Linked DNA regions of Mus musculus: all the other regions are linked to region 3. The links are chromatin loops, found by intact Hi-C in ENCODE. Cell type or tissue: gastrocnemius. All regions are shown on one strand. Links, peaks and the distances in the headings refer to the core of each region. The heading gives the core; the rest is flanking DNA.

Evidence for each region. Hi-C counts contacts between places; a loop is a spot of excess contacts. Peaks named below come from ENCODE experiments on the same cell type or tissue, not always from the same donor. Only the 100,000 strongest peaks of a DNase experiment are listed, where the experiment ranks them.
Region 1: a loop joins it to region 3, with 6 times the contacts of the local background. A loop is called at or near these places in 14 of 42 quality-filtered maps.
Region 2: it touches region 3 in a loop (2.1-fold over the local background); 15 of 42 quality-filtered maps call a loop at or near these places.
Region 4: a loop joins it to region 3, with 3 times the contacts of the local background. A loop is called at or near these places in 11 of 42 quality-filtered maps.

What each region holds. Positions count from the first base shown.
Region 1 is chr12:98,742,393-98,750,016 of GRCm38, forward strand. It overlaps Zc3h14 (zinc finger CCCH type containing 14), which reads left to right and starts at 4,576. Exons shown (of 17, transcript NM_029334.2): 1 at 4,576-4,766; 2 at 5,088-5,130. The coding sequence starts at 4,731. In gastrocnemius, for the core only: CTCF peaks have their summits at 3,897 (motif pointing right) and 4,447; DNase peaks (open chromatin) are centred at 3,911, 4,527 and 5,215; H3K4me3 peaks cover 1,907 bases; H3K27ac peaks cover 2,252 bases.
Region 2 is chr12:98,730,873-98,738,496 of GRCm38, forward strand. It overlaps Ptpn21 (protein tyrosine phosphatase, non-receptor type 21), which reads right to left and starts at 6,533. Exons shown (of 19, transcript NM_001146199.1): 1 at 6,493-6,533; 2 at 2,602-2,962. The coding sequence starts at 2,781. In gastrocnemius, for the core only: a CTCF peak has its summit at 3,846; DNase peaks (open chromatin) are centred at 3,077, 3,770 and 4,133; H3K4me3 peaks cover 3,139 bases; H3K27ac peaks cover 3,015 bases.
Region 3 is chr12:98,670,483-98,678,106 of GRCm38, forward strand. It overlaps Ptpn21 (protein tyrosine phosphatase, non-receptor type 21), which reads right to left. Exons shown (of 19, transcript NM_001146199.1): 19 at 6,259-7,624. Among named protein-coding and RNA genes, the nearest start is that of Spata7, 46 kb to the left of the region's middle. In gastrocnemius, for the core only: CTCF peaks have their summits at 4,220 (motif pointing right) and 4,584 (motif pointing right); DNase peaks (open chromatin) are centred at 4,241 and 4,570; H3K4me3 peaks cover 732 bases; H3K27ac peaks cover 754 bases.
Region 4 is chr12:98,753,754-98,761,377 of GRCm38, forward strand. It overlaps Zc3h14 (zinc finger CCCH type containing 14), which reads left to right. Exons shown (of 17, transcript NM_029334.2): 4 at 2,432-2,472; 5 at 3,256-3,451; 6 at 4,759-5,188; 7 at 5,966-6,126; 8 at 6,557-6,657. Among named protein-coding and RNA genes, the nearest start is that of Zc3h14, 11 kb to the left of the region's middle. In gastrocnemius, for the core only: a CTCF peak has its summit at 4,151; no DNase peak of the experiment used is centred there.

The DNA.
Region 1 (7,624 bases), core at 1,992-5,991, 72 kb after region 3:
CCTGTGTATCCTCCTTTCTCCAGTCCCCCAATTCTGGGATCACAGGCACCAAATGCCATGCTTGGCTTTCTCATGTGGGTACTAGGGTTATTCTTTACGTACAAACACTTTTCTGACTGAGCCATCTCTCCAGGCCTCTGAATATCTTTTAATGAAAAGGTTCTTGGCTTGTTTTTTCACACAAGATTTTTCCAATAGTAACTAAATTGTTGAATGCCAATCTGTTTAAGGTACAATAATGGTTAAAAAAAATGTTCCTGTTCTTGGCTATGGAATGGTGGGTAAAAAGAGTAGGGGAAAAGAAAAAACAACTTACCCGGCTTTTGAACTGTGTGATGAGCACAGAGACTTGGTCCTGCTCATCTGTGCTCTGGCTCCAAACACAGTGTCTGGCTCCAGTGCAGGCATTGAATTTTTAATCAACAAACATAGCCCCGCTGTGAGCCAGGCGCAGCCCGAAATGCTTCGCAAATATTAACTTACCTCAACCTTATAAGAACTTTCTGAAGGGGAAAACTATCATATCTGTGCGACAGATGAGGTACAAAGAAAAGCAGCTCCTCACCGGAGGTCTCAGAGAGTGGCCAAGCTGCACTCCAACCCAGACATCCTGGCTCCAGGGTCCCCGTTCTCTGTCACCTGCTCCTCCACGTCTCCTCAATGTTTCATGACTCTGTGATCACTGAATTCACCCGGGAGAATTGTTTTTGCAAGTCAAGTCTTTGACTTCTTTTAACCTACAAGTATTTGATAAATGTTTGTTGTGTGCCTACCATCCTGAAGGAACTTCTGTAGGAATATAAGGCACATGGCACTCAGTCCATCATTTTGCTAGGGAGGGTGAATGCATACATAAATTGATAGTCACAGTAGGAAACCTAAGACATCATAGTCATTTCCTTACAGATACCAGAAGAATTGTCACAGGTCGAGCAGGGCAGTGGTGGCGCACGCCTTTAATCCCAGCACTTGGGAGGCAGAGGCAGGTGGATTTCTGAGTTCGAGGCCAGGGCTGCTACATAAAGAAACCCTGTCTCAAAACAAACAAACAAACAAACAAACAAACCAACAAACCAACAAAAAAGAATTGTCACAGGTCAGGGGTCCTATGGCAGCCAGATCCAGGGTGGCCCTGTGATTTCTACTCTTCTATAATTCCTGGGAGTACAGATTATTTTAATTAATGGATATAGTGATATAGAGATATTAAAAAAGGTCCTAACTCACTTAAGTCCAACTGAATGAGACAAAAGTCCTTAACAGAGGAACCAGGGTGTGCTGCAGGGTGGAGGGTCATCTTTATCTTTGCTAAGTTAAGAGAACAGTCATATAGGTGATGTTCTTGGCATAGAACTGTGGGCCATCTTCTAGAATAAGAACACAGCTTCTAGACCATAGCAGGCAAAAAGATGGAGCCTTTGCTCCCAAAGATTCCAGGACATCATTTCCTGCTGATGAGCCTGGAATGAAATTCTTCCTTAGTCAAGTTCCTGTCTGTCACCTCTGCTGAGGCCTGCTGAGACTCTGAGCTTAAGATCCAAGCAAGCTGGGCTTACGTTGCTGATTAATGGAAACTCCGAGAAAAGAAGCATGTATGTTCTAAACTGCTAAACCTGTGGTCTCTGATGAGGCACCGATTGCTGATTAGTAGAAACTAGCCCTTAAGCTAGGTATAATCCACCCCTTACTTGTCGCTTGGGACAGGGTGGCAGGTGGGAAAGCTGGCCTCAGGATTATGGCCATGTCCCTCACCAGCTGAACCACGTGGGAGAGCTGGCCCTGCACCTCTCCTGGACAGCAGGTAGAGCTGGCCCTGGATGTGCCTGGTGCTGGGGAAAGCATGAGAGCCTGTGGCTGACCAGCTTGGATACCCAGATCTAGAGCTTTAAATTGGCCCGCCCCGGCACCTACTGCATCAGTGAACTGCTGCAGTGCATGAAGGAACTAGTTGTATAGATCCAAAACTACAGAGTCTTCACCACACAGAGCAACAACAGGATATCTAAGAGGAGTCCAGGTGAAGTTCCAGTATTGCTAGAGTAGCAGAAGCCAGAGGCCTTGTACTAAACCAATGAGCGGTTCCAATGAATGTTTGCAAGCTAAGAAGTGTGGACAAAAGGGAATACTGTGGGACACACTATAGCTTCTACAATGAGTTTTTTTTTTTTTTTCTGTTTAGGGGGAGATTGCAAGGGTAGAGGGCGGGTACGAAGGGATGGGGAGATGGGGTATATGATGTGAAATTCACAAAGAACCAATAAAGATTTTGTTTTTTTAAAGAAGAATATGGGCATAGTTGGCACATCCCTGTAGTCCCAGCACCTCAGAGGCTAAGCAGGTGGAACAGGAATCTGAGTCCAAACACTGTGGCCCTGTCACAAAGCTAACACCAACACCAACAGCAACAGCAACAACAACACCAACACCAACACCAAAACCAACACCAACACCAACACCAACACCAACACCAACACCAACACCAAAACATACTCCAAACCACCCAGCGACTTGGAGGAATGTGGGGAGAATGGAAAAACCTTTCTGGATATCTATTCTGGAAAAGGATTCTTCCATGTTTCTCGTGGTCAGGAACGGGGAGAACGAAAGCAATCTAGCGTAGAAATAAATTTGAATTGCAGACGATAACGATGAATTAGCACTGAAAATGCTGAATTCAGAAGAAAATGAAGCGGACAGGACATAGCTACGTAAATTTTGGGAGTGGGTTTCAGGCAACAACATGGCTGAGATGGGAGAGTCGGTCATTGTTAGCACGGGGAGATGACAGTATGAGGGAAGTGCCGGTTGACCTCCTTGTCTCTAGGGGAGTGGAGTATGCTAAAGAACTTTCAGATCTGTTATCATCACTTCGAGTGACAGGTTCTCTCAGTTTCCTTCCGATGCTTGTTTTCCTATAATCCAGCAAAGCTGTTAGGGTTTGAACAATTTGAACACCTATTAGCAGCCATTGAACTCTCTTTTGCTGCCCTGGATGTCTTAAATGAAGGAGCCTAGCAAACAGCCAGACTGCTCTTAGACCAGCATCCACGACAGTCCTGAGCATTCCACCTTGAAACAACTACATAAAGACTGCAGTCGATCTGATTGTCCCAGCTCCTGAATGTGTGGCTCCAATGAGGGCTGTTGGAAAGATTTTGTACCTGATAGTTTGTGATCCCGAGCCTTGAAGAACTTCAAACAAACCTGCAATTATCTCTTCCTAGGCCAGAGGGCAAGCTCTTCTCCTTGTGGTCTAGCAGACCAGACAGATAGCTGTAATTGGTGCTAAGAGGCAAAGCTCTGATTAGTCCAACATATGGCTAGGCTCGGCCAAAACAAATAGCTGTGATTAATCCAAACATCCCATTTTGAGCTATAGAAGCAGACTGTTCAGGCCGGGAGGGGCACTCTCGGGAGCAGCTTACCCTATGGTTACAACAGCAGGCTTAACAAGAGGCTTCTCTCAAGCTCTCTTTTCTGACCCACTTTCAGCTGTGTGGACCCAAAGAGAGGCAGGAGATAGAAGAGGGAGGGAGCTGTTCAAGAGTGGCCAGGATAAGGTAAGAAGCTGAGAGGGGGAACAGGAGGCTCAGAGCCTAAGCATTAAAAGCAATGACGTAAAAAGCAATGAAGGGAACCTGCAGGCCCCGGTCACAAGAATTTGTGAGAACTGTCAGGTCTTCAGGGCCAAGTGTGCCAGGCATCTGACTGAGAGCTGTATCGCTGGCTACCACCATGGCCTGAGAAATCCCAGTACCTAGGACCTTCAGGAAACTGCAATCCCAGCTGAGACTGAGATTAGCAAACCCAATTTCTAGGCCCAAGGAGCTCTAATACATTCAGGGCTGACACCCAATAACGGAGCCCTGCGCACCAACTCTTAACACTAGAGGGCCCCAACTTCCCAGTCACACTGGTCAACACTGCAGGGTGTTGTAACACTAGAGGGTGACACTTGCCAGTCTTGCTACCTGCAGCTGGCAGCCCTCAGGAGGCAGGGGCAGGTGGATCACTGGGTTCAAGGCCAGCATGGGTTTCAGAGCAAGTTCCAGAACAGCCAGGGCTACACAGAGAAACCCTGTCTCAAAAAACAAAACAAAACAAAACAAAACATCCCTATAGAATTAAAGTAAGGTCATGGGTTCTGAATATCGTCCCTCTACCTCATCAAGTGTAATAATAGTACATCTTCTAGAAAATAATCTCCTTTTTGTCATTTGATAATATATATCTCAATCCCATAGTGATACTTGGGGTTAGATTTGAACTCGGATCAGGGCTCATAATGTTTGAGCTATACATACTTTCATCCTGATTACCTGTAGACTAAAATTCGCAAATGAGAAAGCATGAAAAGGAAAAGGAAAGGCTCCCCCGAAGCCTAGAAAGAGGAAGGTGAAACCAGGTAACCCCGTAGGCCATCGTCCTATGAGCCACCAGCAGTGGTCGCCAGAGCACAGGTTCCGGACCCCGCCCCCCTGCCCGGGACACACACGCGCGCGCGATTGCGCGCATGCGTGTGTGCTCAGACGCATGCGCGTTGGCTCCCACTTGCACGGGGGCGCCAGCAGGGGCGGGGACGCGCACGGCGGAGGCGGAGCGGCGGCGGCAGCGGCGGCAGCGGCAGCGGCAGCGGCGTAGGGGGCCCAGGCTGCAGGGTGGCAGCCCGCGGCGGGCTCCAGGTAACCGAGGCGCCGCGCAGTGCCGAGCCGGCCGCCCGCCGCCGAGCCATGGAAATCGGCACCGAGATCAGCCGCAAGATCCGGGTGAGGCCCGCGTCGGCGGGCGCTGGGCATGGCGGGCAGGCGGTTGCCAGGAGTAACGGGGCGGGTGGGCCCGGCCTGCAGCGTCTCCTCCGCGCCGGCCGCCTCAGACGGAGCGCAGGCGCGGCGGTCGGCTCTGGGGACTCCAGCGGGCCCGTGAGAGGCACCTGGGCGGCAGCGGCGGCGGCGGCTGCGGGAAGCGCCGCGCGGGGGGCGGCGTCCCCTCCCCCACCCCCCGGTTGCGCGGGGCGGCTCTTTCACTGTCGCGGTTTTCACAGGCACCTTTGCTGTTTTTTTTTTTTTTTTTCTCTCTCTCTCCCTCAGAGTGCCATTAAGGGGAAATTACAAGAATTAGGAGCTTACGTAGGTAAGTCGATTCTCATCCTTCGCCTCCATATACTACTGTAGGGCTTGTAGCTGCCTGGATGTGTGAGTGACTCTGCCCCAGAGCTCTTCGGGTGGTCTGCCTTGAGAGCCCTGGTTTTCCTCTCCCCTCGTTCCATCGAGCCATCTATAGCAGCACCCCGAGGTCCCTTCCCCCACCCCCATCTCCTGTCTAAGATGTTATTTTGAAATAGTCTAGCTTTTCTAACCTTCGGCTGAAGCTGTCGTGTTTTTAAGCACCCATGTTTGTTCGAATTTTGTTCTGTTTTTCCTGTTGTTACTTTCTCATCATGACCTTTAATTTGAGATCTCTCATTTTGGATATGAACATTATATGCTTCAGGCTTCTGGCATTTGCCACAGAGCTGGTTCAGTAAGTTTTATGTATTAGATTTTTTTTGTTTTTGTTTGTTTGTTTGTTTGTTTTTTCAGAATGAGTGTTTACTCTGAGCTAGGCATTGTTTAGCCATTAAAATGTAAATGATAATATCCCAGTTGTACAAATAGAAACAAAGGCTTCAGGTACTTGAACAGGCCTGGGGGAGGAAGCCTGTCTGACCCCACTGATGGTGGCTTTAGTTGTAAATCATGGGTACCTTAAAATAGTAACTCAGGGTCTGAGACCCTTACTGACCCCTGGAGTCAAATTTGTTTTCATAATGGTTAGAAGGCTTGACATTACACTATGTCTACACTTGGATTATACGAAAGCAGTGAGTTTAAAAGGTCACACCAGCTTTTACTAGAACTCTTGGTCAAATAATTGTAGTTTAAAAAAAAAAGTTCCATCTAGAATGTTATCAATGAGACAGATAAAAAAAAAATGGTTTTTAAAACTGGCTTCTCAATTGGGAGGTGGTGGCCCATGCTTTTAGTCCCAGCTCTCCAGAGGCAGAGGCAGAGGCAGAGGCAGAGGCAGGAGTGTCTGTGAGTTCAAGGCCAGCCTACTGTCTACAGAGTAAGTTCCAGAATAGCCAGGGCTATTGCAACCCTGTCTCCAAAAACAAAACCAAACCCGACACTGTTTAGTATTTTGACTGTAAGAGCAGAGAAGTACTTGTAAAATAGTAGTGTACTGAGCTGATACACGCTTGTTTTCAGAAAAGGCATTAGTGATTGCAAAGTAAGGTAGCTATATGAAGCTGAAGTGTCAACCTGACATAGGCTGTTGTCATTTGGGAAGAAGGGACCTCAATTGAGTAAATGCCACTACCAAATTGGCCTGTAGGAGTGATTGACTTGGGGGGGGGGGTACAGTTTACTGTGCATGGTGCCCTGGTTTGGTGTAGCTGAGTGCTGCTTTAAGAAAGCAGGCAGAGTAGGCCAGTCAGCAGCACTCCTCCATGGTCTCTGCATTCCTTTCTGCCTCCAGTTTTCTGCCTCACCTAATCTCCCTAGATGTCGGACCATATGCTATAAGATGAAATAAATACTTTCCTCACCAACTACCTTTTGGTCACAGTGTTTTATCACAGTAGTAGAAAGCATTTTACATTCTAAGAAATGATAAACTGGTTTTGTGCACTTGTAGGCCAGAAAAAAAAGCCAAAAGTTTCTATTGCCAATGACAGATTGAACTTACAAATGAAAATTAAAACTTTGAAAGTTTGGGTTTCCCTCTGTGAACTTGAGAGCTTCCCAGAACTAAAAGATTTCTGTGGTAAAATTGTGGAGGCACTAACAGTGTGACTTTACATAATGAAATGTCCTGTATGTCCTTGGTTCACCAGTGAACTAGCACTTTCTAAGTGCCTGCTCCACATTACCGTATGCAGAGGTAAAAGGCAGTAAAGGTTGTGTAGGTTGATTTTCATCCAACAGTACAGTCAGTCAGTTGGTATTATATTAGATTCCATATTGTTAATAAATACTTGCTTGAGTTTCAGTGTAGTGTCATAGAAGGATAGAAAGGTCTAGAAAGACTGTTAAAATACTCAAGGTACATATTTATGGGACTAGATTTTCTTTACATTCCTCAATATTAAACATCTTTATCACAGATTAAATGCAAAAAAAAACTGATTAGAGTTCATTTGTCTTCTGACATGATACAAAAGAGATCTAAGGAAGTAGAAAGCAAGGCCATCCTCAGAACTACGGTTTTTGTTTGGGAAACTTTAGCTTCTAGAGAAAGCATTAAGTTGATATAATTGGGCTGTTAGCCTGTGGTCTGTACACTGGTGATTACATCCTTTTAAACTGGTCCATTCTGAAGTCATGTGGTCAATATTAGTAGATACATCAACCAGAAGGAACCTGATACTGAACAAGCTAAGAATTACTAGTTTGTACCCGACAGTTGGTGGGTAGATTTCAGGTTTTTTCAGGATTGATATAAGACTCCTCATGGATATGAAAAAATGGAGCAGAACCAGAATTTTCTTAGTTCTAACTGTTTAATTTTTTTTTTTGATACTAAGTGGTGCCAGCTGTGTGAGGCCCACTGCACGTGTATAACTGTGCTAATTGATGGCCAG
Region 2 (7,624 bases), core at 1,608-5,607, 60 kb after region 3:
TGTTTCCACGCTACAGAGCGGACCTGCTGGGGCTTCCCAAGCTAAGGTTTGCTAAACTTTCTAACCGTGACTGCAGCTGAATGCTGAAGTTGTGGATGGTCTTTCTAAGTACCAGGCATTCCCCTAAGAATTATGCCTGCTCTCTCGGTCGGTCGGGGCACTCTGCTCTTCTCTTAAAAACTGGCCTCGGAGACCAATCACGGTGGCAGATTGCTGTAATCCCGCAGAGGCCAGGCAGGAGAAGCAATTCAGTCAGTTCCAGGCCAGCCTGAGCTACACGAGATTGTCTTTCCAAAACAATAATAATTCAGGAGGAGGAAGAGGAGGAGGAAGAGGACGAGGAAGAGGAGGAGGAGGAGACTTGGGCTGAGGGCTTACCCATACAGCTGAGCTTCTAACAGAAGATGGCAATTTCCCTGGGTTGCTGACGATTTCTTAAAGATTTACTTATTTTATGTGTACAAGACTTTTGCCTGCAGAGAGCATGTTTATACACTATGTCCATGCCTAGTGTCCACAGAGGCCGTACAGGCAGTTGTGAGCCACCATGTGGGTGCCAGGAATTGAACCCAGCTCCTCTGCAGGAGTAGTCAGTTCTCTGAACCACCGAGCCAGATCTGAGTTTCTTGACTAACAGAAAAAAAAAACAGTGCTGGCAAGCTCAATTCTTCCTGAATTTATAGAGCACACTTTACGCTCTGCTTACAAAAATAAAGACAACACAGTCCTTAAGGAGTTGATTCTCTGCAGCTTTAGGGTGGACATGATGTAACTGGATAAAATTGGGGGGGGGGGTAGCAAAATGGGGCGCTAGGGAACGGCAGTAAGTGAAGGCAATACAAAGACAGCTGAATAAATGCACATCAGGAGGACAATCATGGAGGCCCACTTTCCCAGCTTGGTTTTCGCTTTGCTTTGGTTTTTACTCCAATCCACTCAGTCTCTTCCAAGGCTCTCTCCTCCTCTCTTCAACACAGAGGATGTGCTGCCTCCTCCAATTCTCCCTGGACAGCCTTACCTCCCTCCTGGCTTCAATTCTCCCAGCATCCAGAGATTCCCAAGCCTCTTTCCTTCAGCCTAAATCTCCTGCCTGGCCCTCCAAAAAGCATACCTACCTCCCCATTCAACATCTCTAGTCAGACCAAGTGGTACCAACTTGCACCTCAAACCTAGCATTTACTTCCCAAGCTGAACCCAGCTTTTTCATGTTTCCTCTCTTAATTACAGTCCCCACAATCTACTGACAGCCTAAGTACCAGGCTCAACTCCTGGCTAACTCTTCCCCAGTAGTTGCTTCTTCGATCCTAAATATCCCCAGCTTCCACTCCACTTCTCTCCGCCAGCAAATGCAGCTGCACCTGAACCACTTTTCAGTCATCCTCGAGAGGACTCGCTGAAGCAAAAAGCCGCTTTGGTTTAAAAAGCCTACCTTATCTTTAGACTATCAAGGTAGGTCTAAATCTTTTAAGGACAACGAAATGCCTACTTTACTTTTAAAGGGACAGAGATTTGCAGCCTGATAGGACCTAGCACCGAGGTCACAGATCAGATATCGTTTTGCCTAAGGAGCTTTACCTCCGTGGTCCTCCCTCCCTGCTCCTATTAGAACAAGCAGCAACACCTATGGTCTCACTGCTCTCAGCACTAGGATAAGCTACCAGTGGCTACCTCTGAATGCCTACGGTTCGCAGTTACAGGTTTTCCAACTAAATAATCAACTGATTATTTTTCCCCCTAGAGCGAAGTTTATCTATTCCTGACTTTTTATGAACCACTGTATTTATGTGAGATTCCCAGCTAGGAATATAACGAGTCATTTATAAGACCCAGTTTCTTTTCCTTACCCCTGCTCCAGGGAGCCAAACACGGGAAAGGTCCCACGCTTAGTGCTCTTTCTTTTAACAGGCCTTACAAAAGATTTGAAATTTAGGACTTCCTGGGGATATCCAAGGACTCCACTACCTTCTACTCAATAGACTGCAGCGTATCCCAGGACACGGGTTCCTATGATTACTGTAACAGACGGGTGCTTGTGGTTCTATGTGCACATTAAATCACAACCACTCCAACAATAGGCACCACCATTAGAGTCACGGTGCTGATAGAAAACTGGGCCTCAGGGATCTAAAGTAATTCGCCTCAGGTTATAGAACTGGTTGGTGAGAAAACCAAAATGCAAACTTCAGGCATTTATGACTCTTGGCCTACAGAAAACAGAAAATGTATGTTGTACAGATGAATAAATGCATACATGCATGCATGAAGACTGATAAGATTGACCAGAAATTAGGATTTAATAATAAATGAGAACTTGGAAAATGCAAAATACATGCACATTTGATTCTCCACTGCCTTTATGAGGGACATAGGCTACAAACACGTTCAAAATCGACACTGTAAATTCTTTTTGGAGCACCCCCAGAGGGTACCACTTTTGCTCTGATCTCTTCCTTCCTCTCTGGGAGGAGGGCTTTCAGGTTCATCCTGCAGTCACAGACAGGAAGTGCATGCTTCTGGTGTCAGGTAGACTAGGTAGGATACACAGCCTCCATGAGGTAAGGAGTGAAGAAAAAAAGACCTGCAGCCTCCTTTGCAGCTTACCTCTCTCAGCTCCAGGCGCTGGGCCACAGCTTCTAGGCTCTCCTGGCCAGTGCTCTCCACAGACAGAGTGAACTCCACAAACTCATTATTGAGCAGCTGGATCCGGGCAACCAGGCAGCTCTTGCTGGACACAGTGTAGCGTCGGGTGCGTTTCAATTTCAATCCAAATGGCAGTGGCATCTTCTCCCTTCAACAGAGGAAGGGCCAGGAAGGACCAATCCAGCAGTGATGGCGCCAAGCAAAAGCAACCCTCCCGTCAAAACAAACTCTTAGTCTCTAGTTGTTCACCCAACAGCCGCTGCTGCCATTAAAAAGCAACCGAGTCTCCAAAGACCAGGCGATGGCAGCATCCACGCCAGCGCTGAGGAAAGAGGAAAATAAAAATAGGTGGAACTGAGTATAAAGAATTACGTTTGCCTTTGCTGGAGTAAGAGGGCTCTAACAGGAGCAGGGAGGTGGCAGGAAAGTTTATCACGCGGGCTGGGGGTGGGGCCGAGGGTCGGACCCCACCCCTTATTCTACCTCACCACTAGTGATTGCAGCCCTGGCTTGTGAAGAATTAAATGATAATGCCCAGTACGTCTATAACTAACTACAATACTGGTCATCTTGCTAGTTTGAAGGTATGGTTTTGTTTTTGTTTTTTTCATCGATAACTCTTTTTTAGTTTCTCAATACTCCGGTGTCTTCAGTTCCTGTGTTTGTCATGTGCACAGCAAGAGAACCAGTCCTTCAGGCAAATTAACTCTGAACTCCAAATAATCCCCTCTACCTAACATATGGCCACTGCGAGACTCAACGGAGATGAAGTGCTCAACAAGCGTTTCTATTAGTCCCTCCTGGTTCATTATTAACATCACCACACAGATCTGTGAATAAACAAGTTATAAGCACCCTACTGATGCTAGTTCTCGAACCATACAATAGCAGTTCTAAAAAGCGTGCTCTCAACTCCTCTCCTGAACAGGGACACCTAAGGAAGCTGTGGGCGCTCACCTACAGAAAAGGGCGAGGCCTTAAACACCATCCTGGTTAAAGAGGACAGGTAAAGCTGGGCAAGCCCATGAAGTCAAGGGCAGCGGGGGGCCGCCGTTCACGCTTCTCCGAGTCCCCTCCTCTAGGAGAAAAGCACAAATGGGGTTGCCTGGCCAACAGGGAATGTCAGAAGCCCCGGAACCCTCCGCCTGCGGCCGCGGACGTTTCCGGGCGGACGTGCTCGGAAAGGACCGGCCCCTGTGATCGGAGGAGGGTGGATTTAAAGGGGCCGGCGTTAGCCCTACAGGCAGGGAGAGATTGGGCGCGCATTTTGAGGCCGTATCCACATAACAGCTCCCCCCAAAACACATTATTTTTTTAACCATGCTTATTGATAGTAACTTCTGTGGTGAATGAACAGGGGGCGAGCAACAACTTGGGATGTATGTCAACTAGAAATGTTTTCTCCTTAACAATTTTACAAAGATCTCAGCTATTTCCATTCCTCACACTGCCTCCACTCTCACCTCCGCCCCTTCCTCCGAGGATAAATTGTTTAGTAAGGCTGGATCCTAGCCGATTACCTATTTGGGTGCGAGATTGCGCGATGGGAGAATCCGTCCATAAGCCTCACAGGACAAACCGAACGCAGGCCTCGGCAGAAACAGCTTTCTCGGTTTCACGCTAATAAGGACCTAACTATTTTGTATCTCCCTGGTCTTCTTCATCGCTCCTTTCTGTCCTGCTCACCGTCTGAGACTCAGCCACAGAGGTCATCAGCACCCCAGCCTGTGGAATGGCTGAGCTAGAAAATGAGATTTAGCTATGACCCTAGATTGCCAAACGTAACGTCTTGGGATTCCATTCCACAAATGTGCTCTGCCTCTCTGAGCACAAGGCAGCGCAATGAGCATCTTGAGGAAATCTAAGACGAACCCTAAGCCGTCTCTGTCCTTAAGGAGATTGCAGGCTTCTATAATTATATTCAGAGCTGTATCACTAGTAGGGACATGGTCAAGGTTCCTAAAATTTTTGTTTGTTTGGCTCTTTGGAGCTCTCTAGTGAGAGCTCCCCCTTCTTTCCAGAAAGACAAGTTTTAAAAACTTGGGGTTGAAGAAGGCCAGGGAACAAAAGGGGAACCTACAGCAGTATGTTAGTAACTGCTGACTGCCTTACTTGGGTAAAAGCACTATTCCATAGACGGAATTGGAGGCGGGCGGGTGTGTGTGTGTGCTATAATAAGATAAAGTCTCTGTCTGCAATATTTTTCAATATTCTTTGCTGTTTCCAGAGTATGAACAATGGAGCAAAAATGAAAAAAAAAATCAAGAAAATGAAAATACTTTTAAAAAGTTAAACAAGCTTTTACCTAGGAGATACACTAATTGTGCTTCTCTAAACCTAAACAACAACGAAAGTGTAGTGTGCAAAGTATTATCTCATAAGTTGTAGATTTCAGTCTTCAAATTGTGGCAACTAAAACATTAACGTATATTTTTAAAAGTTTCATGCGTCCAAAGGGAAGACATCTGATTTATATACTGTCAAATGTGCTAGTGTCTCCACTCTAAAGATGGAACTATGCCCTTAACACAGTATACTACACTATATAGCTTAATTATTAAGTTCTGAATAGACAAACTCAAATTTCCAGTTGTCGCTGAGATTTGGAATGTTTTACAGCACTGGGGAGGAGGAAAAACCAATGTTTTCTCTTTTTATTTGGGCAACTGTTATCATTTGATTGTTAAATTTCTATGCATCTTCTCCTAAGAATGTCTGGTTTCTTGATTATTCATATAAAACCTACTGTGGAAAAACTGCTTAGTAACTTAAAATTTTATGTTTGATTAATATATCTTGATGATGCCATAACTTATGTTTCAATATTACAGCCAAGAGGTAGAAACTTAAGATACTCTGGAGAGGGTTGGTATAGGTGCCAACTACTAAATGAAATAGACTATATATAGCCTTTAAAAGAGAAAATCAGGCTAATTTCTCTATAAAATCATCCCATTATAGAATAAGAAAAGATGCATATTTAAATCCTGCTTCACGGGTTTACAGAAGATGCTCTGCACTGTTAGCGAGTCCATTTCTCATTTTTCTTAGCCATACCCCCTTCTAGAGGTTTCTCAAATTTACTTTAACTCTGAGTCTCACCAGAGACTTTAACTCGAGTCACACCTCAAGTCAGTCACCACATGTTCATGGAACTTTGCCACTATTCCTTTAACGTTAAATATTCACTAAAAAAGAGAGCCTAACATTTTTAGAACGCCTATATCTTAGTGCCTTAAATCAATCCTGTTTCTCACAGAACATTTGTGCATATAACCAAATGGCCTACAAACAAAACAACTATTTCCAGTGTGGAACTGTTGTCTTGTCCAAAACTTAAAAAGAAAGAGAAAAGAAAACATGGGTCAGTAACTATTAGACATACTGCAGTGGTTCCTTGGAGCTCATAAAGATTCAGAAGGTTTTTACTAACATTCTTTATAATCATAAGGCTTTCTCGGCCGCGGCGGCTGGGGATAGGACAAGCATGCTCAGAGCAGCCAATCTAAACAGGGTTTACAGAAATCACAAGTCGGAATTTGCAGATCCAAGAATTCTTCCTCCAGGAGTAAAGACGCTTTGCTCCAAAACCGAAACAAGGAGTTGCCAAACAGACTTTCCTTTATGCCCCTTGTTGCCAAAGTTATACGGCAACCTTCATACTCCACATATTCCGAGAGTCACAAATATGCCCAAGATTTCAAACCCCGATCCAGAACTAAGCCTCAACTATCCGCGGAGGAGTCCGGAATAGAAGTTCCAGACTCTTTTTAGAAATGACTAGGAGATCAGAGCGAGCAAGGGAAGACTTCGCTCTTTGTTACGCCCCTGCCCGAGTCCCCCGCGCCTCACCTGCTCCGGCTCCCGCCGGGTCGGGGCCGCGCTCCGGCTCTGCGTCCCGCCTCCCTGGGCTCCGCGCCTTCGCAGCCGCCGCAGCCTCTGCTGCTCGGTCGCCCGCGCCCCAGGCCCGCGCGCCGACCGCACGCCTTGCCCGCACTGGCCGGGCCGCGGCGGCACTCTCTGGGGGAGCTCGGGGGCCGGGGCCGGAGCTGCGGGGCCCGCGTCCCTCCCCTAGGGCCGGGCGCGCGGATCCGGGGAGGCGGCGGCGCGTGACCTCAGAGAGTTGGAATGCGGGCGGCAGGGCGCGGGGGAGGCCGGACAGCTGCGGCCGGCCACCGGGGAGGGGGCGCGCCGCTGCTGTTTTTAACCGTGTGACCAGTTATTTTAAGTTTCCAAATAAAGCAGAGCTTTGAAGAAGAAGAAAAAAGGGAGGTGAAGAGGAGGTTATTTTGAGTCCAGGTAGAAAGGGCTTGGTTGCATTATTAGGTGGTGGTCTGTAAAGAAACTGGGGTTGTTGGAGTACTCTTGAACATTGCTGAAGACAGTTCAAGACTTTCTACACGCCCCCTACCCTACCCGCTTTAAGTGCCTGCTCCTCCCATCAAGCACACACTGCTCCTCTGTAGGAACTCTGAACTTGGAGAGAAGTGGAAAGCTGACCCAAATGGGCAGCAGGCTGGAGGTGCTGCTCCCCAGAATCCACTAGGGAGCAGAGGGATAAGAGTTCTAGAAATAAGGAAGCCCAGGGAAGCCACTCTAGATCTCCCCTTTATGTGTAATAGCTTAGCTTTACCTTGGAGAACCACTGGGAAGGACTACTGCCAAGGAGTAACCATGGAAGTAGCTCAGAGAGAACTGAGAGGAGCTGCCCTCAGCGGGACTCCAGTGCTTATTATTATACTGTATTCTTGCTAAACCACACCGCGAGCACCTGGCTTCATCTCCTCAGAGTTCTTCCTCTTCGCACTACTCCCATGGTTACTCTCCCTCGGGTTTGTCAGTCCTTCCCAGTGTTCGCCCAAGGTGAAGTTCAGCTACTAGACCTCTATGTGTGGTCTAGAGTGCGTCCTTGGCCACTCTAATTACCTTCTCTCCAGCATGCCCACTGTCCCCAACAAAGAGGGGGCAGCGCCACCAGACCCCT
Region 3 (7,624 bases), core at 2,402-6,401:
AGCCACTGTAATGTGCTAAGTTCTCATGTTGCCGGTGCTGCCCGAGATAGGGTTTGAGGATGACAAGCTGGCCTGGGAGAAAGCACAGTGCTGAGGTGGGGTGTCCTGCTCCAGTGTCTGGTGTCCCACAGGGCATCCCTTCCTCCAGCCTCTGGAAATCTCTCAACTTTTAAGGCAGGGTCTCGTGACTCAGGCTTAGCTGAAGCCGCTCTGTTGGCAGAGGCTGACCTTGAACTTCTGACCTTCATGCTTCCACCTCCCCAGTGGTGGAACTAAAGGCTATGCTCATTTTAGAGGGTGTTGAGCACTGAGCCTGGGTCCTTGTGCATGCTAGGCAAGCACTCTACCAACTGAGCCACATCTCCAGCACCTTTCAAAGCAGCACCTTTATGCGTCTGAGCCTTTGACTAAGATCAAGTGTTCATGGCATCTTTTCCCATGCTTCCTTCGTCTTGGCTCTTGGGCTAGCCTTGGACTCTGCATCCACCCACTTTTATTCCATTCCTGAACTCCACCTTTTCTCAGCAGTAGCTGTACAACAGATCCTTACTCATTGCCCCTCAGCAGACCCCCACGCTGGCTGCTGCTTCCTCTAACTCTGAATCTGTGTGTGTGTCTGTGTGTGTGTCTGTGTGTGTGTCTGTGTGTGTCTGTGTCTGGAGCCCTCACCCATTCTAATTTGTGTCCTTCTTAGGACATTTTGCTATTTTCCTTTGTTTCTCTTCAGTTTTTGTTTTAAAAGGTGAGTTGATATAAAGACATATTAAAACTGGTTCTTGGGTATCACAAAAGCTATGTAAGGTTACAAAGGATGGATTTAGAAAAAGCTTAGACTCAAGTACTATCTCAGTTTCTATCATATGGCCCACCTCTATTCTGAGGTTCATAGCTGTGCTGAGCATGTCTTACGAGCCAGATTGCCTAGGTCTGATCTGTGACCTGAAGTATTGAGCCTCTGACTCTCAACCTTTGGATGGGTTTAATTCCAGCACCATATTCTTAAGAAGTAAACTAGTAGTATGTGAAACACCCGCAGCCTGCTCAAGTGTGCCCACTTCTAACCATGTAAAGTTGTTTCCTTCTGGTTCATCTCCTTCCCATTCGAGGCGATAGGCTGCCCCGCCTGTTGCCTGGTCTGCCTCTGCGTGTCTTTGTGCTTACTCTCCAAGTATTTTTCCCTTCTGCACACCCTGGAGCTCTAAGCTTTCTCTATAGCTCAGCTTAAATGTCACCTCCTGTGACTCTTGAGTGATTGCTCCAGTGCTGTACCCTTCTACTCGTTTGCAGTATGTACTGTGTTGTTTGTTTGCAATAATGTCCACACTCTAGAAGATAAGTTCCTTGAGAGGAAGTAACTGTGTCTTTGGATCCCCTGGTCACTGGCTGGCTAACCGCTAATTCATTCCTATCCAAAGGAGGCTAGGTAAAGATTTACAGGCAAAATGGTAAGAAACAGGGATGCAGGACAGCTAATTTTCATGGCACAAACTCCCAGTTTTAAAAGGAGAACGTAGTAAAATATTAATTCATATGGATTTAAGGTTTCTTATATTTTTAATCTTGTTATTAAGACTAACTTTTTTCAGGCAAATTGCTGTAGTATATCATTGATATTCAAACATTATTGAAATTTATAATTTAAATTACACACACACACACTATATATATATATATATATATATATATATATATATATATATATATATAGAGAGAGAGAGAGAGAGAGAGAGAGAGAGAGAGAGAGAGAGCTGTTATCCCTGAGGAAGGTCAACTAGCCTCTTAGTTATAAACTGCCTGTAGCTCTTCATATAGACACAGGATTTCTCCCTTCTACCTTGGGATGGCAACTGGTGTTTTCATTGTTCAGATCTTGTTTGAGCAGCCATACTATTGAGAGTTTATGATATCAACTTTCCTATCGTATATAGACAACATAATCTCACAGCAGACATCCCCGTCCTCTGGATCGTATCTTCCCCTCCCTAAGCTTTGGGATCTGGTGAAGGAATTGTGATGTCAGCTAGGGCTGGGCAGCCCATTAGCGGTTCTCTGCATTTGACATTGTGTCTTTCTGTAGTAGAAATTCCTGCAATGTGCAGCTAGTTTAATGGGTGGTGAGGTCTACACTTACCTGTGGATTTAAGAATGAATATGTAGGGTGCAGTTAGAAATTATACTGGGTTAGGAAAGTGGCATGAGTAGGTTGTCTAGGTTCTATGGCCTCAGCAGCCATGGGTCCCTTTGCACTGCGTCCACCTCCCCACTCCATACCAACATCCCACACTCACTGAGACATTGGTACTAACATGAGATCTCGGGGGTAAACACAAAAGGCTGTAGCTAAATAGTGATACGTTTGTGTGTTAGTTGAATTGTTCTGGCTAGTTGTTATGTCAAATTGACCTAAGCTAGTCATTTGGGAAGAGAGAACCTCAACTAAGAAAATGCCATCACAAAGTTGGCCTGCAGGACATTTTCCTGATTAATGATTGATGTGGGTGGGACCACACCCCTGGGCAGGTGAGTTGTATGAGAAAAAAGGCTGAGCAAGCCATGGAGAAGAAGCTGATAATCAGTGCTCCTCCATGACCATAGAATTCTGGATCCTTCCCTGATTCCCTAAGTGACGGGAGTTGTAAACTGCCATGCACACACACACACAGTCTACGTGCCACTGTTGTACCTTTGGCAATACCTTGCAGATCTGGTCCTCTCTGTGGCTCGTAGGTATCACATCTGGATAGGATTCTTGATTACTCTTCTTCCTTCTCAGCTTTCAATGGCTCCTTCTGGTACCATGCCACTCCAGAGAGAAGCTTGGACCCAGCTCGATTCCTCCAAGTCCTGTATCTATTGTGTGTGGTGTCATCAACAATAGGGACTTACATTCAAGTTCTAGGAGGAAATCAAGAGCAAGGGCAATGACAATAGCCTATGTTGTTTGGTGATCTCATAAATTGTCCCTGACCAACTTTGTATTTCTCATGTCTGGTAATTAGCATTAATACCCTTATGATGTTATTTAAAATTAGGTGTATATATGTAATATATACTATAATATTAATGTGTATATTTTATATAAACAAAAATTTAAATTATATTACATACAATATATACAATTTGAGTGATGCATAGATAGATATTTCTAAGATTTACCAAAATTCTTTTTACATTTTTTAACTCTACATGAAAAATACTGTAAATGTAGTGGTTTGAATGAGAATGTGAATGGCCCCTAGAGGCTTATGTTGACTACTTGGTCCCCAGTTCACGGAACTTTTTAGGAAGGATTGAGAGGTGTGGCCTTATTGGAGATGCTGTTTTGCAGAGGCGGGGAGGAGTCTGTTGAGCTTGAGGTTTCAAAAGGCTCAGTGTCATTCGCACTCGTACATCAAGAGCTCTCAGCTATTCTTGCCATCCTGCCTTTCCTCTGCCATCATCAACTCTTTTTGTTACTTTTCTGTCACTATGATAAAATACTGTGAGTAAGGCAACTGTTTGTGAAGGATGAGGAGGTGTGGCCTTGCTGGAGGAGGCGTCTCACTGGGGACAGGCTTTTCGAGGTTAGCTCCCCCTGCCTCCTACGTGTGGAGCAAGATGTGAGCTTTCAGCTACTGCTGCAGCACCACCTGCCTGCTGCTGCTGCGTTCCCTGCATGGCAGTCATGAACTCTAACCTCCTGAAACTCTAAGCCCAGTGAAATGCTTTCCTTAAAAGCTGCCTTAGTCGTGGTGTGTTGTTATGGTAACAGAAAAGTAACTAATGCAGTAAAAAGATCAGTCACTCGATGTCCATCACTTCCACGTGATCTGATACCTTTTCATAGCACTAATATGTGTACCTTACTAAAAAGTGAAAATTTAAAATTCAAGTGCATGCTCAAGTGGGTATTATTCATATCTCACAACTAAAATAATGTACAGTTTAAAAACCAAGGGTAGTAAAATAGCTTAGTAGGTAAAGGTCCAGAAATAAAACTGGTCCTGCTTCAATAAGGAATACACACGCAGGGGCACGCGGGCACACACACAAACACACACGTTTATGCACGCATTCTTGATATATTATTATCCACAGCTTAATCGTCAATATATTGAAAACTGTTCATGAACTTCAAATTATTCAAGGTGCTTTAATTTTGTGAGCACACATCACCAATCTTAATGGTTTAAAACCTGATTCCTATACACATGCGATGATCTAAAGACAGCCTCCAGGTGGCGCTGTTGCACTTGGCAGTGCCCCTCTGCTGGCTCTATAAACTTCCCATCTCAATCCAGCTACCAGTCCAGGAAGAGGGTGGTAGATAAGCATGCTGGGAAATGTAGAGTGCTTTGCTAACTCACCCTTTCACCTCGCCTCACAGCCACATTCTCAGGCAGTATTCACGCTTGCTTCGTCTCTAAGCCCCACATCTGGCACCTTACCACCCATGCACCATTCAGGTTCCTGCAGAAAATGCTGAGATAACCACTTCTGTGAATTTTCCTATGAACCTCGGACTGATCTGGCCTGACCTGTGAGTCTCAGTCCTCGTTGCCTGGCAGAGCAGAGAGTTTATTCTCCTGTCTCACCACCAGGGTGCAGCAGTAAGCAGCCGCTCGCTCTATGATCTCAGAGGACACAACAGAGATTTGGTGGTTACAATTCCTACCTTTCACCTCCCCTCTCTGCTGGCCTCACACTCCCCACCTACCCCTTCACCATGGCTTTGGGGGACAAACCAAAGGAATTAACACAATGACTTACTGCATGGTGTGCAGAAGTAAATGTGACTGTGTGGTTTACATGCAATGAGCCTTTAGAATGTTTGAGATTTGACAGAAATCCCCAGGTGATGCCACTAATGCAACCAAAGAATCCATCAAATGTTCTCTGCAATCTCTATCCAACCCAGGCTTGCAGAGTGGCCTTTACCCTCCCCTTTCCTGGACATAATCTCACTTACTACGACTAGAGCAGAGATATAGAAAGTTCTCTCGGCTGTCACTCCAAAAAGACCCACCTGGGGTTTAGTTTTTAAAAATGAATTTCAAATAAAAGATCACTTTATCTTGTCTCATGTGCTCTCTTCTTACTAAATTTATACCCAGGAGTCTCCTTTAAAGGCATAATTTAAATCGGGCATGGTGGTGGAAGCCTTACTTATAACCCCAGCACTCAGAAGGCAGAGGCAGGCAGGTCTCAAGGAATTCAAGCCCAGCCTGGTCTACAGAGTACGCTCCAGTCCATCACAGACTACACTGTCTTAACATTTTATATGTGTGTGTGTGTGCGTGTACACATATATGTATATTATATATTATGTATAAACATTATTTAAATAATATATAAATGATATATTTACAAAACATATAATTAAGAAATATTTATAAGAGTGTATGAATATATAACATAGTATATATTATATAAGTATTGTATATAATATATATTACATATATAAGATATACTTTATATAATTTATATATTATATACATATATAATACATATATTAAACAACTTCTATCTCTACACTGCAAGCAAAAGGGAAGAGTCTCTGCCTCTGTGAAATGAATCAGCCACGCCATGATGTGAACACAGTGCTATATCAACACCCTTGCCCTCCCCTCTGTGTTCCTAGGTAGGCATCTCTCTTTCTGGAAGTTTCTAAGGGAGCACATCTGTCTTGCCAAAAAGTTTTAAATACTGAAGTCTATGGCTTTCTAAGCGCTTCGCAGTAGGAGCTCCTGAGGAAAACGATGACCGGTTACAGTTCTAGTCCATGCTCTAAAATCAAGGTGCTTGGCCTCAAAACTACAGCAATGCCAGTAAAAGCCCCCAGTAATCAGGAACACCGAGGCCAGAAATACCAAAGTTAACTAGTACAAACATTGGTTTACAACCTATTTTTGTGGAAATGTACATCTTGATAACTTTGGTTTGACATCAATACTATCAAGGAACTAAAATCCTTAGTGAGCCATGAAGCACTGCATACATTTGGCAACATGTGTGCCAGTAACGTTCTCAACTCAGGCACAGTAAACCTTTAAACCCTAATTTTGATTTGGCCCTTGAAAACTATATTGTTCCTAAATACAATAACGTAGAGTTATTTTCACTCAGAAATTCTCATTTGCTAGCTGTAATTAAGTTCAAAATTAATGTTCCGAAGAAGTGATGTCAAGGATGTGACATTTGAAGGGTGACAGATTGAAACGGTATAATGCTGCCCCGTAGGAATTTACTTATCAAAGTATTGCAACAGGAACACGAACATGCCATATATTACTCTTTAATTAAAGTTTTGTTTTACAATGTTCTTGTCAGTGGGAAATTTCCAAATGCTCAGGTGACAGGAAAGCCTCTTCAAACAGCGTACCATTGGGGCAAACTTGACAAAAGTCCTGTCCGTCACAGGCTTGAGATGGAAACTAGAGCACACAACCCCACCCTGGGGTGCTGTCCACTGGAGTCCACTGTGCTTAGCTGGGCTAGCACAGTTGTCATGGAGGGCGATGCTCACCACAAACAGTCAAATCAGAATGATGGCAGGACAGTATCATTTGGGAGCTAGTCCTAGATCGGACATTCTAGAAGGTCTACACTGTGAAGCGGCAGCCTAGGATTCGGGGGCACGGACACACATGAACATGACACACCTCAGTTAAGCCTGCCAGCTTGTCCTCCACATCTCCCAAAGGAGACTGAGCCTGGGCCAAGAACACTTTCTGCTTCAAACCTGACACACTTCTGACCAATAGAGAATGTGCCCAACCAAATAGGATGGAAGAGGGAGGCCGAGTACCTAGAACTGTTCCGGGGGGGGGGGGGGGGGAGGACAGGATTACGGTGCTAAATTCAAGTACCGCCTGAACACCACAGCAGTTTCTGGTGGCCCCATCAGTTTGGGCTGTGGTTTAGGAAAAGAAACCTCACGTTAACCGTTTTCTTCTTTCAACCTAAAGGAAACAAAGCCTCTTCGGGGTTCTCTGATGGCAATGTAAACGTGAGCTTGCTTGTGGGGAAAAGACAGGAAGAACCCCAATAAACAATCAGTCACGGAAGGTGGCAGGCCTTGAGTTCCCTGTGCGGAGCAGCCCTTAACTTCCACTCCGTCTCAGCTCCCGGTGTGGGCGTAACACTGCATTTGCGTAGCGGCCACGCCTTTTGTGTGAGCACTGCATGCACTTACACTTCCCCCGGTCAGCTTACGTACTCAGAGCCCTTCTCCTGGAAAATGTCCACTGGTGTTTAAAATATAAAGCCACATATATCGAACTCGTTTTTAACAAACAAACAAAAAAAAGTGCTTAAACCCATCCTATGCATTTGCTTTCTTCATTTTCAGTCAATAAAAATCAAACTCAATTTATGCTTATTAATACTGAAAAAATAGTGAATCTGATTCTTAGAGTTTTAAATAACGTGCCTTTATCCCCAACTTTACATTAACTCAGTATCATAACAAATTGAGCTCTTATTTGGAAAATATAGAAGGTACAAATATATAACTTTTAAAAAATATTCTGAATATAAAAATGCTTTCTATGTTTCAAAATAACACTTTTAGATTTCTTTAGTTTTGGACTTCATGAATAAAACACTTAGTTCCCCCATGTTTTTTGTACTTAAACAAAAGCTT
Region 4 (7,624 bases), core at 1,750-5,749, 83 kb after region 3:
TCTAAAATATGCATGATGGTTTTTTGGGGTTTTTTTTGGTTTATTTATTTTTTTTTTTGGTTTTTCGAGACAGGGTTTCTCTGTATAGCCTTGGCTGTCCTGGAACTCACTCTGTAGACCAGGCTGGCCTCGAACTCAGAAATCCGCCTGTGCCTCCCAAGTGCTGGGATTAAAGGCTTGCACCACCAAGCCCAGCACGAATGATGTTTTTGACTGAGGAAATTATACTGTGATTGTGAACACATCTTTTTAAAGTAGTCAGTTTTGCTTCATAAGCATTGTTGTGACCTGGCCTTTGGTTAACCCTTTAGATCACTTTGGGTTTGCAGCCCAGCTAATCTAAACCAGAAGATTGACCTGATAGGTTCTTTTTCAGATGACTTAATGGACTATGTAAGACATTTCTTAAACCAGTATACCATTTACTGAATGTGAACTTAAAGTCTAAATGAGTTTCTCATCGTGCTACAAATGCAGTTTCACATGTTCTCTTGCAAGGAGTCATTTCTTCACTTTGGTACTTTCACCAGTGGTCACTAGTATTAAACAGACTATCCTGATTTTTTGTTTTGGTTTGGTTTGGTTTTGGTTTTTTGAGACAGGGTTTCTCTGTGTAGCCCTGGCTGTCCTGGAACTCACTTTGTAGACCAGGCTGGCCTTGAACTCAGATATCTGCCTGCCTCTGCCTCCCAAGTGCTGGGATTAAAGGCTTGCGACACCACTGCCCGTCTCAACTATCCTGATTTTTAATTATTTTTTTTTTTAGTATATGTATGTGTTTTGTATGTAGATACACAAGATGTGCATGCATGTGTGTGTATATTTATATTTATAGGCCTGAATTGGACATTGGTGTCTTGCTGGATCATGCTCCATTTTGTTTTTTGAGACAGGGTTTCTCACTGAACCTAGAGCTTACCAGTTACTTTTGGTCTATCTAGACCGCTTGTCCACATGGTCCCCTATGAGTCCCAAGGTCCTGTCTGCCTTATGAGTGCTAGTATTACAGGTGCCTTCCAACACCCAGCTCTTTCATGGGATCTATGAATCAGCTCTATTAGCCACAGCTGAACCTAGTGTGTAAAGGTGTGTATTGTCCTGTGTCTGTCATCCCCTGTCCTTCCCGCCTTCCTCCAGCCCAGCTCAACCCAACCCTATCCTGGTGTTTTTTTGGGTTTTGTTTTTTTTGCTGTCAGTTTTATAACTTTACACTGAGGTCCTTCCACTCTTTTTTTTTTTTTTTTTTTTTTTTTTAATCCTGAAATAATTGTGTCCATGAGGAAACTGACATGTGAGTGGAGCCTAAATGAAACAATAGGAAACTCTGGTGTTTGTGAGGGAATTTTGAAAGATTGGCTGTGCAAAATTGCCTTCTATGTAGCTATTAAGAAAGGTTATGTTAAAGCAAAGTTGTAGCCTGTTTGCTTAATTTTGAAAATAAGAGTTATAGTAAAGTTGGATAGCCTATTTTAAAATTCTTTTAACTTTATTCATTTTTCATAATTACATTGTTCAAGAAGCCAGTTAAAATAGTTAAAATAAATATTAACTGCTAGATTAGGGAGTGTAGATCATAGGTAGACTATGTGCTTAGCATGTATACATAGTCCTTAGTTTAACCCTATAGGAGAGGGTGAGGGAGGAAGACAGGAAGAGAGAGAGCATGCGAGTGTGCATGCACATGCGCGCACACGTGCACACACACAGGTAAAACAGCTGTCATAAACAGTATTATGTGCTTGAGATACTTCTCTTGTTTTACTATAAGCTGTTTTGATCTTTAGTTCCTAAGAAGCAAGGTTTGTTTTGTTTTGTTTTGTTTGTTAAGACTTGTCAGGCGATGTTTTTTTGTCTTCTTTTTTCCTTTGGTTCTGGTTCTGGGGGTTGACCCAGGGCCTTGTATGTGTTCATTTCTAACCTTCTGTTTTGGATCTGCTGACACAGTGTATTCCTAGCTACTTGGGAGGCTGAGGTAAGAGGTTCACAAGTTCAAGGCCAGCTTAGACAACTTAGACCCTGTCTCAAAAAGTAACGAGAGCTGTGGCAGTGTATCAGTGATAGTAGAGAGTGCTTGCTGCATGGTTTGCATAAGGCTGTGGCTTCAATTTCCAGTACTTTAGCTGCTGTGCTGCTGAGCTACCTCCCCCACCCGAGGTGGGAGGGCGTGGGTGCTGCTGCTGCTTCCTCCTCTCCCTCTTTTCCCCCTCCTTCCTCTTCCAGAGGGTAAATGTTAGAATTTTTTTTCTTTATTCTTTGCTATGTATGTAAGGCCTTTTAAAATAAAAATAATGTATAATTGGAAAGTTTGGCTTAGTATCATTAAATGCCTTTGAAACAGCTAATCTGGATGTAATGTCATCAGATTTAGAGTGGCAATTGGAATAAAATTTTTGTTAAGGAAGGCTTTGTTTTGTTTTGTGTTTTGTTTTAGGCTCCATGGTGTATTAGATAAACTGCGCTCTGTCACGACTGGTAAGCTATGTAAAACTGATTGCTTACTGAAATCAATCAGTATATGATCCTTTCAGTTATGTTGCTGTTGGAAGAGCATCAGCAACTTTGAAGAGATAGTGGTTCATTTAAACTGAAAGAACAATAAACTTATTGTGATTTGACGTGAGCATGACAGTGCCGTGTATCTGACGTAATCATAAATCTGCACAGGCTTTTACCTTATAGTAGAAAGATACCTAAAGGCCTGGTGGGAATAAACCAGATAAGCTATTAGGATGTGTAAGAATGCCACTCAGCTACTAAAAGCAATGTCAAATGAGAAGAGAGCACACCCAGCAAATATCCTAGTATTTACAACATAAGTGGGAATTTTCTTGTGGTGGTAGCAGCAACGATGATAATAATTGACTGTTGAGGGAGTTCTTATATCCCATGCCCATACTCTCAGGTGCCTTTTAAACTATCGTATTTGAGGAACAATTGCTAGAGTGCTTGCCTAGCATGTAAGAAGCCCCAGGTTTAGTCCCTACCACTGAAAACACTTGGGAAAGTAGTAATCGCCCAGAGTTGGCAATACTCCAGAGGTGGAGCCAGGAGAATCGGAAGTTAGGTCATCCTTTTTAGTATATCCGGTCACCCTGGGCCTCAGGAGACTAGTTTTTACATTTTTTTTTAATGAACTTGAAGTAATCAATTAAAATATTTTCTATATTGAATGTACTGCTTTTGAACTGGTGGTGAGGGGAAGGAGGGATAAGGAAAACATTACCAGGATCATGTGTTGTGTTGTTGTTTTTGCAGAGCCCTCTAGTCTAAAGTCTCCTGACGCCAGCATCTTCGATAGTCACGTGCCTTCAAACAAGAGCAGTTTCAGTCGGGGAGATGAGAGAAGGCACGAAGCTGCCGTCCCTCCCCTTGCTGTTTCTAGTTCTAGACCTGAAAAGAGGGATTCCAGAGTTTCTACAAGTTCACAGGAGCAGAAATCCACTAATGTCAGGTAAAAGTCCAGTATCTGCTACGGCCAGATGGGTATGTTGATGTTACACTTATGTTAATTATTATGTCTGTTAGTTCCTATTTTCAGCAATTTTTGGAAATAGTGAAGTAATCGTGGATTAGTTACTCCTTGTCATTTATTGTTACTATAAAATACCCAATATGACATATTGGAGGAGGAGGAGGAAACTTGTTTTTGGCTCAAAGTTCAGCAGGCTCTCAGTTTATCATAGCAGCAAACTAGATAGAGTTCATGTAGCAAAACCACATGAAAGAGATTCCTAACATAGTGGACCCTTAAGGGAGCAGAGAAAACTGAACCAGATCCTGGGTTGGATATTATCAGCAATGCTCTGTTCCTAGACACTAGTGACCTATGTTGGCCAGTTGGGCTCTACCTCCTAAAAGGATCTATAGCCTTGAAATTAGCATAGTGAACTAAGGATCAAGTTTTTAATACATGAGCCTCTGTGGAACATATCTTATTAATTAAAAAAAAATTTAAAAAAAAATGTGTGTAGGTGTTTTGCCTGCATGTGTGTGAACCCCGAGCATATCTGGTGCCTCTAGAGGCCAGAAGATCGCATAGGCGATCCCTTGGCAGTAGAGTTACAGCTGGTTGTGAGTCACCATTTGGATGCTGGGACTTAAACTCAAATCCTCTGGAAAAGCAAGTAATGCTCTGGCCGTCTCCCTCGCCCCCTTCAGGTTCAAACCATAACAGATGGTGAGCAAGTTTTTGAATAAACTAATGGTGACCAGATATGATTTTTTATTTTACATTTAGTAAATAAAAATTTAAAGTATGAGGGATGGGCGTGGTAGTATAAGCCTTTAACCTTTTTTCATTTGATGTATGTGGCTGTTTTGTCTGTATTTGTGCACCATGTGCTTGTAGCACCCATGGAGTTCTTCAGAGGGCTTAGGAGCCTCTGGAACTGGAGTTATACATAGCTATTAGTTGTCATGTGGGTGCTGGGAATGAAACCTGGATTATCTGGAAAAGTAGCCAGCTCTCAGAATCACTGAGTCCTCTAGCCCTAGTACAAGCCTTTAATCAAAGTTCTTGGGAGGTAGAGTCAGGTGGGTGTATTTCAAGCCAGCCAGAGCTACATAGTGAGATCCTGTCTCTAAACAAACAAACAAACAAACAAACAAACAAGAATGACTATAATTTGAAAGTAGTGAATGACTATTTGAAAGGCCTCCATACTACTTAATTAAATTTTTTTCTGAATAAACATTCCTTTAAGATTAGTGAATAATGCTTTAGTTTTGGTATAATGTTGTGTTTTTCTTCGCTTATAGACATTCATATGATGATGGAGCTTCCACCCGGCTAATGTCAACAGTGAAACCTCTGAGGGAACCAGCACCCTCTGAAGATGTGATTGATATCAAGCCAGAACCAGATGATCTCATTGATGAAGACCTCAATTTTGTGCAGGAGAATCCCTTATCTCAGAAAAAACCTACAGTGACACTTACATACGGTTCTTCTCGCCCTTCTATTGAAATTTATCGACCACCTGCAAGTAGAAATGCAGACACTGGTACTCACTTAAACAGGCTGCAACTTCATCCGCAGCAAAGCAGTGCTCACGCTGCCAAGCAGCTGGATGTACAAAGCAGCCAGGTATCCGAAGCAGGACGGTTGTGTGAGCCACCAGTGCTTAGCAGCGTAGAAGACACTTATAGCCCCTTCTTCAGAAACAACTTGGATAAAATGAGTATTGAGGTTCGTATAGATGTATATAGATTCTGGCTTGCTAGGCTAGAGATTGGCAGTTGTGGATTCCAAATATAACTTACGTAACTAAACACATTGTGTGTTTCTCTTAAATAGTGTCCTCTCTTGGACTGGCTGTCTAGAGGAGTTTTTATGTCATGCACATGTGCCTTGTGATTTTGGCATTTTGAGCTAGCTTTTCTTATTGGTATTTATGTAGATGTGTCAGTTTTAGCTTTAAGCAACCATATAACTCACTTTTAGTAGTTTCCTTAACAGTGCTGTATGCAACTGTTATAAAATAAATTTAAAAGTTCTTTTGAGTTAGCTATTTGAGGAGACATTTTTCATTTTTTTAATAAGAAAGCCAGTCCTTTCAGTACTTTTTTTTTTTTTTAAGATTTATTTGATTATATGAGTACGCTGTAGCTGTACAGATGGTTGTGAGCCTTCATATGGTTGTTGGGAATTGAATTTAGGACCTCTGCTCACTCCGTTCAACCTCACTTGCTCGGTCCCTGTTCTGGCCCAAAAGTTTATATATTATATCTAAGTACACTGTAACTGTCTTCAGACACACCAGAAGAGGGCATTGGATCCCATTACAGATGGTTGTGAGCCACCGTGAGAACTCGGAACCTTTGGAAGAGCAGTCAGTGCTCTTACCTGCTGAGCCATCTCACCAGCCCTTTTCACTTCTTAAAATGGTCTTAAATTGAAAACAAATATTATTGTGTTAGAACTTCATTTTCAATGCAAAGTAAGCTTAAATTTATCTCATTGTAGGACGAAAACTTTCGAAAGAGAAAATTGCCTGTGGTAAGTTCGGTTGTTAAAGTAAAAAGATTTAGCCATGATGGAGAAGAGGAGGAAGAAGATGAGGATTATGGGACCCGCATAGGAAGCTTGTCCAGCAGCGTGTCAGTACCAGCAAAGCCTGAGAGGAGGTGTGTGACCATAGCTGCAAATTAATCTTAAACTGCCTGATGCAGCTGCAGGGTTTTGTCTGATTGTTTCTTTGACAGTGCTGGGGAAGAAGCCTGGGGGCTGTGCATGCTCATGGTAGATAAGTGCTCTGGTACTAAGCTGTCTGACAGCATCACCTGGGTTTTGGAAGATACATGCTAATGGAAGAGGGCTTGCTTAAATTGGAGAGAATTGCAACGACTACTAGAAATGGATGAGGGAGAAAATGTTAATATGGAGTCATCTTTGAAAAAGCTGTAGGGTTCCAATCTAATTGACATGTTCTAAAATCTGTAACTGCTACTGCTATGTTTAAGACAGGCTGTATAGCAACAGCATAATAGATGGTTAGCATGTAAAGAACTGAAATTGAAAACTTTATAAAAATACCTTTTCTTAAAACTCTTTTAGACCTTCTCTTCCACCTTCTAAACAAGCTAACAAGAATCTAATTTTGAAGGCTATCTCTGAAGCTCAAGAGTCTGTAACAAAGACAACTAACTATTCTGCAGGTAATTTCAATGTAGTATGTTTGTACTGGTAAGAGATTGCTTCTTTAAATTGAGCATGCTTGTCTTAATGTGTAAAGTAAAGATTCCTGTTGCATACAATAGCAGAGTCAGATTCTTCTAGAAGCATGGCTTTAAAAGATTTTACCAGTTTGAGAAACTGTCATAGGAGTTCTTTGAGCATAGTAAACTCTCACATGCATAAACTTGATAAAATCCACAAATTAGAAAGGGAATTTTGAAAAACGTGAGACTTTCATATTAATACCATTTAATTCGAAATATTATATTTGTACTTATGTGTAAAAGGAACAAAATTGTATAATAACAGTTCCTGAGGTAGAGGAGTCTGTAGTTACTTTTTTGCTGTGCTGGCAGATTGAATTCTTGGCCTTATGCATGCTTGGAAGGTCCTGTTCCACTGAACCCTGGACCCAGTGCAGTTATTTATTTAAGTTACTATATGAATACACCAGTCTGTTTTCCTTTGCTGGAACCTGGTAATAGAATGCCAGGCAGAGAATTGTTATGCCCTTACCCTAATTAAAATAGAAGCTCTAAAATCATTTGATGTCAAATATTGAGGTGTCTAGTTTTTATAACAAAATTTTCTTATAGAATGCTCATTCTAATCTGCCAATGGTGAGTGTTTTGTGTTGCTGCTACATTCTGTCCACCTTTTCATCTGCTGGAGCCAGTGTAAAATTTTGTGGTACTAAGCTGATAGGAATCGCCAAATCTGAAGTTACTTTCTTTTTTGGTTTGTTTGTTTGTTTTGTTTTTTTTTAAGACAGGGTTTCTCTGTGTAGCCTTGGCTGTCCTGGAACTCACTCTGTAGACCAGGCTGGCCTCGAACTGAGAAATCTGCCTGCCTCTGCCTCCCAAGTGCTGAGATTAAAGGCGTGCGCCACCACTGCCCAGCCTGAAATTATCCTCAAGCTTTTACTGTGAATTTGGTGAATGTCCTCAC